Regions from separate parts of the Homo sapiens genome. Here regions 2 and 3 are each linked to region 1. Evidence: chromatin contacts called from ENCODE Hi-C data. All regions are on one chromosome and are shown on one strand. Each heading gives the region's core, a stretch centred on a gene start or an enhancer-like site at or near the end of the contact. The rest is flanking DNA. Distances are from core to core; before and after follow the strand shown. Region 1 holds the start of UBA3 (ubiquitin like modifier activating enzyme 3). Region 2 overlaps FOXP1 (forkhead box P1). Region 3 overlaps FOXP1 (forkhead box P1).

Region 1 (4,042 bases), core at 334-2,833:
ATTTTTTAAAGAATCTCTTAATGCTGTGGGACGGCTTTTCTTGCCACTAAACACAAAGTTTCAGATTACAATTACGCCACAGATAGACATCTACAAACCTTTTAGAACATACAACAGAATAAGGTGGGACTCCTCTACAAAATTCATCTATTTTATACTTAGTTAAGATTCACGTTTGGTTGTGATTATTTTTAATTTTCTAATTTCCTATAACTCCACAGTTTCTACCGTCAAATATATTAGTAATATCCAATTTTTACAAAAGGGACCAAGAAGTATTGCCTAGCAATAAAAACCATACGTTTTGATGTCAGAGTTGTGTTGGGTTCCACAATTAACAGCACTGTGACCTTGAGCAGATTACTTAATAGACATAAACCTCATCTGCAGGCCGTTCATAGCTACTTCTTTCAGCCATGAGGATATAGATAATCACACAGAAGACTCAGTACAGTACGTGGGATATGGTAAGCAATGTTTAATTGTGATTTCATGTAAAAGTGGGAGGGAAATAAAAGGCAGGAAAGAATGTGAAATTAAGTTTGTCATCCCGGTCCTCTTGCAGCTGAAATTCAACTGAGGGACACACATAAAGATCAAAGCACTGCTACTGGGAATCGGCACGGAAATTTACAAACTCACCATAACCAATGCAAGAGTATTTTTTCCCTGCCCAGGCAGGGAGGGGAGTAAATTATGTGGCGCTGGCCAGGTTAGAAAACACTTCGATTAAATCTGTCTCACCAGCATAGAATTAAGCATCTGATAAGAAATAGGGTGTGTAGTAAAAGGGATAAATAGGCTGTTTGAAGTCAACAACCTCTTTCCAGATCTTTTAAGAGCCAATTATTCTGCCAAAATGACTGGAGTGCTTAGTACAATACCTGACATGTAGAGTTATCATTAAAAGTTTGCAATTAGTACTACTGTCTCAGTGTTTGCAAAAGGCCACAAAACGGTCTTGTGTCCTTTTCCTGTGTGTTTAAGGTAGATTGCCTTTTCACAGGGTCACTGCTCTGACAATTTGGGATGGAGGAAGAGGAGTGCACAAGGGTCCTTCCTCAAGACCTTTACGTCAAGCACCCCGGAGGGCCCCTGCAGGAGCTGGGGCAGTACAGCCTGGCCCCGACGCCCGCACCGGGCAGATACCGGGAGCGGCCCGCCAGGCCCCCGGGGCTGCGGGGCGGGGATCAGGGGATGAGGCAGCGCGGCCTGCGCTCCGGGTGTCCCCCTCCCAGCCCCCCGGGCCCGCTGCGGCTGGTCCCCTAGGCCTGGGGTGGGGGGAGGCGGGGGTCCCCGGAGAGGGCCCCGGCCTCCCGGCAGCACTAACTTCTCAGCCAGCAGCTCCTCTATTCTCCTTCTTTTCTTCTCCCTAAAAGAGAGAATAAAAGAAGGGTCAGCATCGCGCTACACACTGGGCGCCGCGAGGGGAGGGGGGCGAGGGGACGGGGCGGGGGGTGTGGGGACCCCGGGTGGCGGCGGCAACCGCCCACCGCCGCGCTCTCTCACAACCCAGCCCAGCCCGGCGCGTCTGCAGAGCCCCGGTACTTACGGCTCCTCGCCATCCGCCATATTGTTCTCCGCCTCTTCCCAGGTGCCCACGCGCGGCAGGGCGGGGAGGAGCGGGACTGGCAAAGCGGGGAGGGGCGGGGCTGGCGAAGCGGGGAGGGGCGAGGCCAGAAACACAACCGGCAGGGAGGTGCGAGGTTGACTGCGGCTGGGCTCCCATGGGCTTTAAAGTCTTGCCCTGTAATTATAATCTTAATTACCTACGCTTAATTAGGTGAATCTTATACCGTGCATAATGTTGCTCTGCAGCGTGAAAATGTAGACAATACATTATGCGTTTACACAAACTATATGTTAATACGTAATTATACAAAATATTGGTATATTCTATGAAAAATTCGTGAAGAACCCTCCCAGTATGCCAGAGCTTTCCTCTGGGGGCAAAGATCAAGGAAATTTTCACTTTCTGCTTTTCAGGATGGTTCCAAAGTCTTTGCCTTTATAAGTACTCACTTGAATAATAAATTTATCTAAATCCGTTTACATTGGTGGGGTGGGAGATTATTATTTTCTTTGAACAAATCAGCATTAATATTTTCATGTCACATTCTGTTAGATAAGTTCAGCGGAAACAAAATGATTAAAACTTTTCCTGAGATAAATGTGTATATTTAGATACAAAGAAAAAAGTATAAAGGAAAACAATCACAAAAATCAAAGAATAACTGAGAACACCCATAATCCTATCACCTAAAGATAAATTGTGATAAAAGTTTCAATTATTTTCTTCTAGAGTCAGAAATACAAATATACACTGTGAATCTGGATGGCTGGATAGAGGGAAATGATCATGTTCAAAAATGTATGTATATACACGTACACACACATCTCCTTCTATGGAGTGGGACAAGAATGATATTTGGAATCAAAAGTAACTGATTTTAAATTCTTCTCAGTTGTGAGCTACGAAACCCTTAGACACTTCTATTTCTTCATTTATAAAGTGGGCATAACACTATTCACCTTGTAAGACTGATAATTAAGTAAAATCCAGAGTGGCTCTCAAAATACAGTTCCTGATCAACATCACTTGGGAAGTTTTTTTTAACACAAATTTTCACCCCTCACCGCCCCCACCACGCTCCCCACCGCCCCCCCGCCACCCCACCCTTCAGCCTTCTGCAAAGCCTGGGGTGATTCTCCACTGGTAAAGTTTGAGGGCCACTGAAATGGAGTACATAAAGCCTGATGGGTACTCAGTAAATGTAGCTGCTGTTACTACACTGTGATATTTAACCTCCTCTTGTCCTAGTTTTCAGTGAACCTTAAGGAAAGCTTGTCCTTTATGGTCCCCCAATTAGGTTCAGTTCAATAGCATTCACTGAGCTGAAAGTCAATGCCAGGCAGTGAGCGTGGGAATAGAGTTCACAGTCCCTATCAAGAGATACCAGCCTCCTTCTGCATCACATGTCTCAGCGTCAACTATGAAACTACTTTTTCTTGCCCAGACAACTCCACAGATGGTTTCACTGAGGATTTAACCTCAGTGCTTATCAAAATGGGCTCCTGTAGCCTGAACCCCCAACAATACTGGATACCCTTTGATTAGTGGTAGTGAGCATTGCAACCCTCTCAGATAGTGAAAAGCAGCAGTCACCTTAAAGGCCACCTAGTCCAGTCTCACCCATTTCACAGGGGAGGAAACTGAGGCCTAGGGATAGAGTACAGCTAGCCGATGAAGAAGTCTGCAAAGGTATCTGGCCCTGCATCTGCTTGCTTTGAGACTAACAGCCTGACTCACCATGGTGGTATTTTGATAAACGACACCAGGCACTCTCACTGGCTTAGATTGATTGACGGATTAGAAATAGCCATCTGCCCTTGCCAGGAATGAAAGCAACAGAGACATGCAAGCAAAACCTTCAACAGATTTATTTTACTTCAAATGGAACATATCATAAACAATTAGACTATCTGCTATGGTTTTTAAACAGACAGATAGTCTGAATGGTCCTATCTAGACACACCAGTCCCATTATAAAAGCCCCATCAAGCAGGGCTCGGCTTCCCACACCTGTAGTCCCGGCTACTTGGGAGGCTGAGGTGGGAGGACTGTTTGAGCCCAGGAGTTTAAAACCAGCCTGGGCAACATAGTGAGACCCTGTCTCTAAAAATAATAATAAATTAAAGCTCCAGAAAGACCTCTACAGTGAATCTGACCCCTCCCTCCCCGGAATGAACACTAACAAAGAGCTGCTACTAATAGCATTTCAAACAGTTACTGGAAAAAAGTAATGACTCATTACATGTTCATTTTTATTTAAAATAATTTAACAAAGGTAGAAATATTTAGAGAAAAAAAAAATCTCCCATACCCCAAAGAGAGAGACAGGGTTAACATTTTGGGAGGGAGACAGAAGGGAATCATGCTATAAACAGCTTTCTCTGTCTTTTCAGAATTTATTTATTTATGTTTAAACCTCTAAAGAGGTTTAATTCTTTCTTGGGTATCAATTGCCTGTGATCAAGGAGT
Region 2 (4,027 bases), core at 162-2,661, 2.0 Mb after region 1:
GCCTTGATCTCTTGACCTCGTGATCTGCCCGCCTTGGCCTCCCAAAGTGCTAGGATTACAGGCGTGAGCCACCGCACATTTACGGCCATTTTATAGACAAAGAAACAAAGTTTTCTATTTTGCCCAAGGTCATGGTGGCAGGTCACGATTCAAACATGAATCCTTTGTTTCTAAAGCCTAAAGAGACTCAGGATGACATGGCTGAAAATTCTAGCATTGGAACTGCAAATATCGGATTGAAATCCATCACAACTGTATTCTTTGTAGCTGCAAACCTGAAACCAGTGTCTCATGTTGACAACTGGCCTTGCCCATGTTTTGTCCTTGGCCAAGGGGCAAAAAGAAAGCTCTGCCCTCTTTCAGACTGTGCCCATTACAGTTCTAGCTTACTTATCTAGGACTGCTAGTTAATTTCATATTAAGGAAATCTGTGAGCATCCCATGAAAGGGGATCTTCTCTCGTTCTTGCTTATGTGACAACAACATATACAAACATCATTATTATGCAATGTACCGGGGGGAAAGGGAGCACATTTGATAAATGTCATGATAATTTTATTCTTCGGGAATCTAAAATTGCTGTTGCCTTTTCTAATCTCCAGTGTCTCTAGCTGGTCCAGAGATAACGGCTCCCATCCCAGGCTAGAGACTCCATCTCTAATTTCCCCAAGTCTGTCAATGAGAGGCAGGGACTGAAATCCCAAGTTCTGTCTCACCGGATATTTTCCAGGAATGCCTCTCTTCCAAATCATCAGCGACATTTAACATGACCCTGAGCAGCAAACTTCTGCCCCAGAGGAAAGCAGAAAACCAATTTATGTAAAATTAAAAGCGATTTGCTTGATCCATCACTTGCTTCCACTCCCGTCCCACTTTCAACTGCAACACATTCAGCTGGAATTACAGGCTACCTCTTCGTCCTGCACTGGGGCATAGAATCTATCTATGCACAACCATGGAGAACAAACATTACAGAGAAAATAATGACTTTGGAAGCACCAGGCACCCTACCCAAACACAAGCTACATGTGTGTTCACAGATGGAAACTAACGGCTGTTTACCCTGAAGGCCCCATAAGAAAAATGCAGTCACCATAACAGTAAAATGCAACTTACTATTCAACATGAAACAAAGTGAGATAAAGAGAGGGCTAGGGACTGAATTCCAACAAAGAGCTCTTATAGTACCTTGGATTTCCTCGGGACAGTCCACACCATTCAAGAGCTGTGCAGGCCCTGAAGAGGTGAGCTGCACAACTGATGAGATCAAAAGACCAAGGCAGGAAAAGGGTTGCAGGTTAGCTCAGTTCTTTGTTGGGTGGGTCAGAGAACAGAACTCATGTGACATCATTTTGTGTCTTGCTCTGGAGGTGCACTTAGCAAAGCCAGAAATCCAATGTTAATTGATCAAACAACGACAACAAAATACCGGTTTTGTCTGGCAAAGGATTATGCAACATATTGATGTAAACGGCATCGAGCCGCATCAGAGGTACTCTGACCATTTCCTTGATGCAACAAATAAGGGCACGCATTCCTTGTCAGTGCATCACAAAATGACAACAAAAGTCATCCAAGGTTTCCTGTTGAGAGATGCCAGCTGGTATTGACAAAGGCTTAAGAGTGTCTTTCTCAGACCTCTGTGGTTTAGCACTTTGTCAAAACAGGATACTATTTAAATTAAAAATTTACTGATTCAAGTTCAGAAAAACCCTGCTTTGCTGTTTTTATAACCAAATTTGTGGGTGGGGAAACTTTGACCTTTATTTTTTCTTTTTTTATGACACCTTATATGGGTCTGAGAAGGTACTATATTTAGCAGGCTAGATTTGAGAACTAAGGTGTCTAAGCAAGATGACTATCACTTTCTATGAATTACTGTACATGTGAAATCATGGGCTTGTTATATTATGCAAAAGCGACTCATGTGAAACAAACAAAAATACCTGTTTGCATGTATAAGTTTTGTAAAATCTTTGTGGGGAGAGAAAGGGGAAATACACACTAGACTAGGCCACGGCATAATGTACCTCCCATGTGAATCTGGCTTAGTGTGCAAATGTATGTTTTCAGAGAAGGCTAAGCCAGGGCTGTAAGACTATGGTCAAAAAAGCAAAGCTGACGGTCAACCATAAGCAGTGCAGTGGTGAGAACCAAGATGCTGGGGAATAGATGGAGTCTCTGGAAATTGCGAAAGAGCAACCAAGCTTGTTTCTGATTGGGGGCTCTTAAACTTGCTCTTCCCCGAACCTGAAACTTTCTTCCCTAGATAGACGCAAGACTCAGTCCCTCACTCAGTCAAGGTCTCTACTCAAAGACCATTTCCTCAGAGTCCTTCCCTGGCCAGCCAGTCAAACATGGGACTGTCATCACCACGGTGTTTATCTTAATCTACTTTGTTTTCTTACAGATTTCATCGTCACACAACATGTGGTGATACATTGTTTTGTTTTTTGTTTTTTTTTTTTTGGCTTACCAGTTTAATGTCCCATAAGAATGTAATCTCCCGGCTGCTTTCTCTGCTGCTCACTCTAGGTGCCTCACTCTAGGTGTCTAGGTCAACACAACCACCCAATAATTTGTCAGATGTTTGTTGAACAGGGAATCTCATGAACAGTCTATTTGAGTTGCGTAAAGGATCTCATTATTTTTCTTGAACTTTCACCTGTCTAGCTAACTATTTATGGGAAAGGTACTAACAAAGTCATTCCAATGATGTCAAAGACTTCTGAGACACCAGAGATGCAGTTAGATATAAATATTAAACTACTTATTTTGCCTTAAAATCACTCTGAGATTATCTTTGAAGGTCTTACAGCTTTGAGAATATGCAACTTCCCATTGTTTAGGGGGAAACGCTGGAGGAAATTTGCATAATTTGAGAAAGAAATCGAACTCACCAAATACCTTAGTGCAGTTCATCTCTTTTGTCAATCTCTCTTTCTTATTAGTACAGGCAAATCTTTTAGTGAAGTGAATAATACTTTGGCCAATGACCTTACGCCAAGAGTACACCAGTGCTCAGGTCACATTTTGACCTTTCTTCCATCCAACATAGCTGAAGGATATGACACTTTATAAACAATTACACTGACTTGCTCTTACTCTGATTCTAAATAGGGCTAATGAGGAGGTTGGAATCAGTGGCACCCAACCTCCGAAACAAGCCCCAAAGATTCTCACCATTTGGTATTCATGCCTTGGATAGTACCTTCCAACACCATGTCAGGGCCGGTCTCTGTGACCAATAAATATGGCAGAAGTAATGGTATGTGATTTCCAAGGCTAGGTCACAACTTGGATCACTCTGGGAAAAGCCAGCTGCCACATCACAAGGGCACTGAAGTCACACTATGGAGAGGTCCACAGCCTGAGAACTTGAGGCCTCCTGCTGACAGCCATGTGAGCGAGCCATCTTGGAAGCGGCTCCCCTAGCCCCAATCATGCCCCAGCCTCACATTTTGACTGCAATCTCATGAGATGCTATGAGCCTGAACCACCCAGCTAAGCCACTCCCCTATCTCTGACTCACAGAAAGTGTGTAAAAGAATAAATGTTTAAACTGTAAGACACTAAGGTTTGGAGTAAATAACAGAGTTATCCAAATCTGATCATGAGGGCAGTTGCATGTCATCTGGCTTGCACACACTTTCTTCCTGCAGGAACACTCTTCCCTGCCCCATCCTTGCCACATGGGGATCACTACTACCCACAGTCCTAGTTAAGAAAGAGGAACTCTAATTTTCACAAGGCAGCCAGTTTAAAAAGACATCAGTCTATAATCAGGGTACAAAGATACAAAGAAATCAAGAATTCCAAAATGCCTGGGCTCTAGCTGGGCCACTATAGCGTGCTGTTGCCTTTGAGACTCTGAGGTGAATCTGTTCATGAAACCTTGAGCCACTTAGAAGAGGGATAGACAGCAGACAGGCAGGCTACTGAAATGAGTTGAAGTCCATGGCAAAGTGGGAATGGGCAGCATTTCTCTGCTCCAGATAACTGGTGCTATGTATATTGCTTGAACTTC
Region 3 (3,788 bases), core at 826-3,325, 2.3 Mb after region 1:
TTTCCTGAAGCAGAGACCTGAGCGACAAATTCTTTGGGAAAAACCAAGTAAGAATGCGCAAAGCAAGAAAGAAACTACAGGGGAAAGTGAATAAATATCATTTTCCTTGATTCTGACATCAGGATAAAAAAAATTAAACACATTAAAGGTGAATTTAGCTAGGCGATGTCATCCTCTACCCTCAGGTAAATGTATGCCCTGTTCGTAATTTCAGAAAAAAAGAATAAAGTTGCACATGGTTTCAATATTTTTTCTGTGCTAGAACAATCTAGTTATCTTTTTATTCAATAAGAACACCAAAATCGCTTGTGTTTCCTAAATAATCTTGAATTTATATAATTTGACATTTTTTTCAAAGAAGCATAAATTGTGTGAGGGCCATCTCCCCAGCGTAGGACAATAAATGGCAGGGCATCCTATTTTAGGATAACCACAATATGCAAACATCAGAACCCAGCCGACTCAGGACAGAGACACCTGCGTAGTGAATGGTTCACACTAGAAACAGAGGGGCCGCTGGTCTCAGGACCTCCTGACCAAAGAAAGGCTGGCTTGACTCTTCTTTCATCCAAGTGGGATGATGTCACCAAGCCACTGCCCAAACCTTCTCTCAGAATGGCTGACTTACTCTTAAAACCATCACCACCTACCATAATTCTCTTAAACAAAAACAGACCAGTGTTGGCCCTCCTATGATTAGCCTCCCAGCTGCCTCTGAACTGCTGATGGAGCACCTCCATGTGAAAAGCTCAGAAGGCAAGTCATAATTTGATCCCCTCTTGACGTGGCCTTGGTTTCCTATTTTATCATTTTAGGAGATGCTTCCTTTTGAAATTTTCAAACAACCCAGCCCAACTTTTTAAGACAGTCTGCAGTCACCCCGCAATTGGGATGCTGAACATCTTTTACTTTCAAGCACTGCGACATCTTAATGGTGTGATGTGGAACAGGAAACATTAACTCACCCGCTAGTTTCAGTCACACTTCACAGCTTTCTAACACAAGTCAAGGACAACACGTAAGGAAGTTAGAAGTCAAGGGGAGTGATAATGCAGGCACTTCAGAAGAGAGAAGCATGCAACAGCATCAGCATAAACACGAACTTCTCAACCAACAACCCTCCCCCTTTTCACTCCTATTAGAAAAACTACATACAATCCAAAATGTTCTAGTGCTCCTTAAACCTAAATGCACGTGAATCACCTGGCCATCTTGGCAAAAGACTGATTCAGTCGGTCTGGGGTGGGGCCTGAGACCCTGCATTTCTAATAAGAACTCAGGTGATGCCGCGGCTGCTCGTTTGAGGACCACACTTTGAGCAGTGAGGGCATGGGGTCCCTCCCCCACGTCCTCACCTCTCTTCTCACCCTTCCAGTGAGGTCAGGAGAGCCCACAACTGAAAACAGGTTTCCACCTGAACAAGGCTGAAAACTTGTTTCAAATGAATCTGAAGTGTGGGGAAATAATCGAAAAGAAAGCCAAAAAGAATAATCGCCCAAGCTGCAACAAGTCCTTCCAATTAAACAGAGAAGGAACTCACTGGTAGTGCTGTACAGCTCCCACACTTCAGAGAAGGATCTAGGGGACAAACTTAACCAATGGAAGAAAAAAAGGGGTGAATGCCCTCTCTCTTGGCTGTGTAAGCCTTGAAATTCTTTCATCTCAGTAAGAGTTACCTACCATTTCTGGGTACACACACACACAAGCGCGCACACACACACACACTCACACACCCCTTCTTTCATATGGAGAAAACACAAACCAAAACTCCAATACAAACCCCCATGTGTAAGCTAAGACAAGTCAAGATTTCCTTGGAGAAAACTAAAACTCATTCAGGAGCCAGGAAAGAGCTGCCTGAAGCCCAACACCCAGCCCAATATCTGAGGCCTCCAACTCTCCAGCTGCTACAGGCAACCCAGTAAGATGCCAATGTCTCTGGTTCAACAGGTTTAGAACACCTCCAAGTCCCCAGAGACAATTTCACATCTTCAAAGCTCTCACTGAGGGTGAATTTATGAATCCACACAGCACCTACAAGTTCTTCCTTCCCTAGGTGCTATTAAGCCCATTTCACAGATGAGGAAGCAGAGAGAGACATAAGAATTGTGGCAACTTGCCAAGCGCATCGCAGAGCAAGACCAAGCGTGCATCCAAAGTGAGAAGGCTCCAGGCTCCCACTCCCAAGACCAACCCAGCCACTCAGAACATCCTAGTCACAGGCCCTGAAGCGGTGTTCCTTTGGCAAAGACAGAGGTTCACCTTGGACTTCTGCCAAGGAAAAACACATTAGTCCTAAAGGCGTGTCCTCTGTCTCCCCTCGCAAACTGCTCAACTTTATAGGATATCCGGGATTAGACCAGCTTCTCCTCACACAAAGAGCATCCCCCTGCTGGCTGGCATGCTCAGACATGGTTCTACCAGGGGTACAAAGCAGACCTGACAAAGAATCATAGGCCATAGAACCAGAATTAGAGAGGTAGCTGGCCATGGGGCCAACACAGGGGCCTCCCAGGCTGGCCTGTGTGGATTTCTCAGTCACGTTATCTGCATCCCAGGCACACTGTATCTCCCACCTCACTGAGCCCTTCAGCAACCCTGGCAGGGAAGTGCTATTATGCTCCCCCGCCGCCCCGCCCATTCTATGTGTGATCTAGCTGAGCCTGAGACATCTTCAGTTGTATTTAATCAGCTTGTCTTAGGTCACATGATTTCATGAATGGCCCTAAATATACCCGCAAGTCCATAAAGATGCACCAGCAGAAATATATTTCTATTTTTATTTCTTACTTATTTTATGTACATATTTATTTTTTAGAGACAAGGTCTCCTTATGCTGCCCAGGTTTATCTGGAATTCTTGGCTTCAAGTGGTCTTCCCGCCTCAGCCTCCCAAGTCGCTGGATTATAGGCCCAAGCTGTCAGGCCTGGCTTAGAAACATTTCTAATGCTAACATTTCTGCCAGAATGCCAACCTTTTTCAATAAGTAACAAAGAACTGCGCTGAAGGATGGTCCTTTAACCATAGTCTCACCAGCAGCAAGAAGGAAGGGACAATGATTTTGGCGACCAGGCAAACAGAGGCATCACCTCCTCTGCAGTCAAACAGGGAAGATCATAAATCCCAATTTGGGCTTTCAAGTCATAATTAGGATAATGTCCATCTTTTGCAAGCTCTGGCGATGTTGCAAGCACTGGGTAGGGCGCCTTCCCTATCTCATTTGTAATCCCCACCATAACCTTGCAATGTTACCAATGAGGAAACAAGTGCTTTGCCCAGTGCCCACAGCCAGGTAAAGAGGATTCCATGTCTGGTTCTCCTGACTCTAAATTTGTGATATTTCCACCACACCACACCATGGAAATTAGGTGGTTCTGTAAGAACACTGGGGACCACCATGCCTAAGAATCATAAAATGCAGCTAACTTCCAGAGGTGTATTAATCAAACCCAAAACTGTCAGAAGGTTTTTAAAAACCCACAAAAATCCGCACTCCAATTTTGCCACTAATTTCCAAGCCATCATAGGAAAACCACCAAAACAAGGTTGGTGTCACTGCCGAGCTGAAGAAGTGGTCCTCAGAATTCATCCAGCAACTGCTGCCTATGCTGGGCTGGCTTCTGTCAGCAAAAGTGGAGGACACAGCCCTGGCCTTCAAGAATCCAATGTTCCCATTGGAGAAGCCAAACACTTTCATGAAACAACGTCCAGCCTGGGGTGGGAGGAAGTCACAAGCCAACTGTAAGAGGTAAGGAGTGATCAAGAACAGGGAAAGCTTTTTCTAGGAA

What was found. A loop is a pair of places that touch in the nucleus more often than their neighbours do. Pooled maps may share reads with other maps.
Region 2: a pooled map shows a loop between it and region 1 (24-fold over the local background). The contact joins the enhancer-like site here to the promoter of UBA3 in region 1. A Hi-C loop is called at or near these places in 4 of 37 single-sample maps with no recorded cell type and 5 of 50 pooled maps.
Region 3: a loop to region 1 is called in a pooled map, with 4 times the contacts of the local background. The contact joins the enhancer-like site here to the promoter of UBA3 in region 1. A Hi-C loop is called at or near these places in 2 of 37 single-sample maps with no recorded cell type and 2 of 50 pooled maps.

What each region holds. Positions count from the first base shown.
Region 1 is chr3:69,078,782-69,082,823 of GRCh38, forward strand. UBA3 (ubiquitin like modifier activating enzyme 3) reads right to left here and starts at 1,584. Exons shown (of 18, transcript NM_003968.4): 1 at 1,553-1,584; 2 at 1,331-1,372. The coding sequence starts at 1,572. RefSeq lists silencers at 1,063-1,292, 1,413-1,502, 1,623-1,692 and an enhancer at 3,296-3,355.
Region 2 is chr3:71,085,945-71,089,971 of GRCh38, forward strand. The region is part of intron 7 of FOXP1 (forkhead box P1); the gene reads right to left. LOC124906247 (a long non-coding RNA gene) reads left to right here. Exons shown (of 2, transcript XR_007095956.1): 2 at 1-2,771. Among named protein-coding and RNA genes, the nearest start is that of FOXP1-AS1, 200 kb to the right of the region's middle. RefSeq lists an enhancer at 1,900-1,999. Within about 2 kb of position 1,412, at least 7 of the 41 ENCODE cell types and tissues checked have a DNase peak (open chromatin) inside an H3K27ac peak, as active enhancers do.
Region 3 is chr3:71,421,161-71,424,948 of GRCh38, forward strand. The region is part of intron 3 of FOXP1 (forkhead box P1); the gene reads right to left. Among named protein-coding and RNA genes, the nearest start is that of MIR1284, 120 kb to the right of the region's middle. RefSeq lists an enhancer at 840-889. Within about 2 kb of position 2,076, at least 8 of the 41 ENCODE cell types and tissues checked have a DNase peak (open chromatin) inside an H3K27ac peak, as active enhancers do.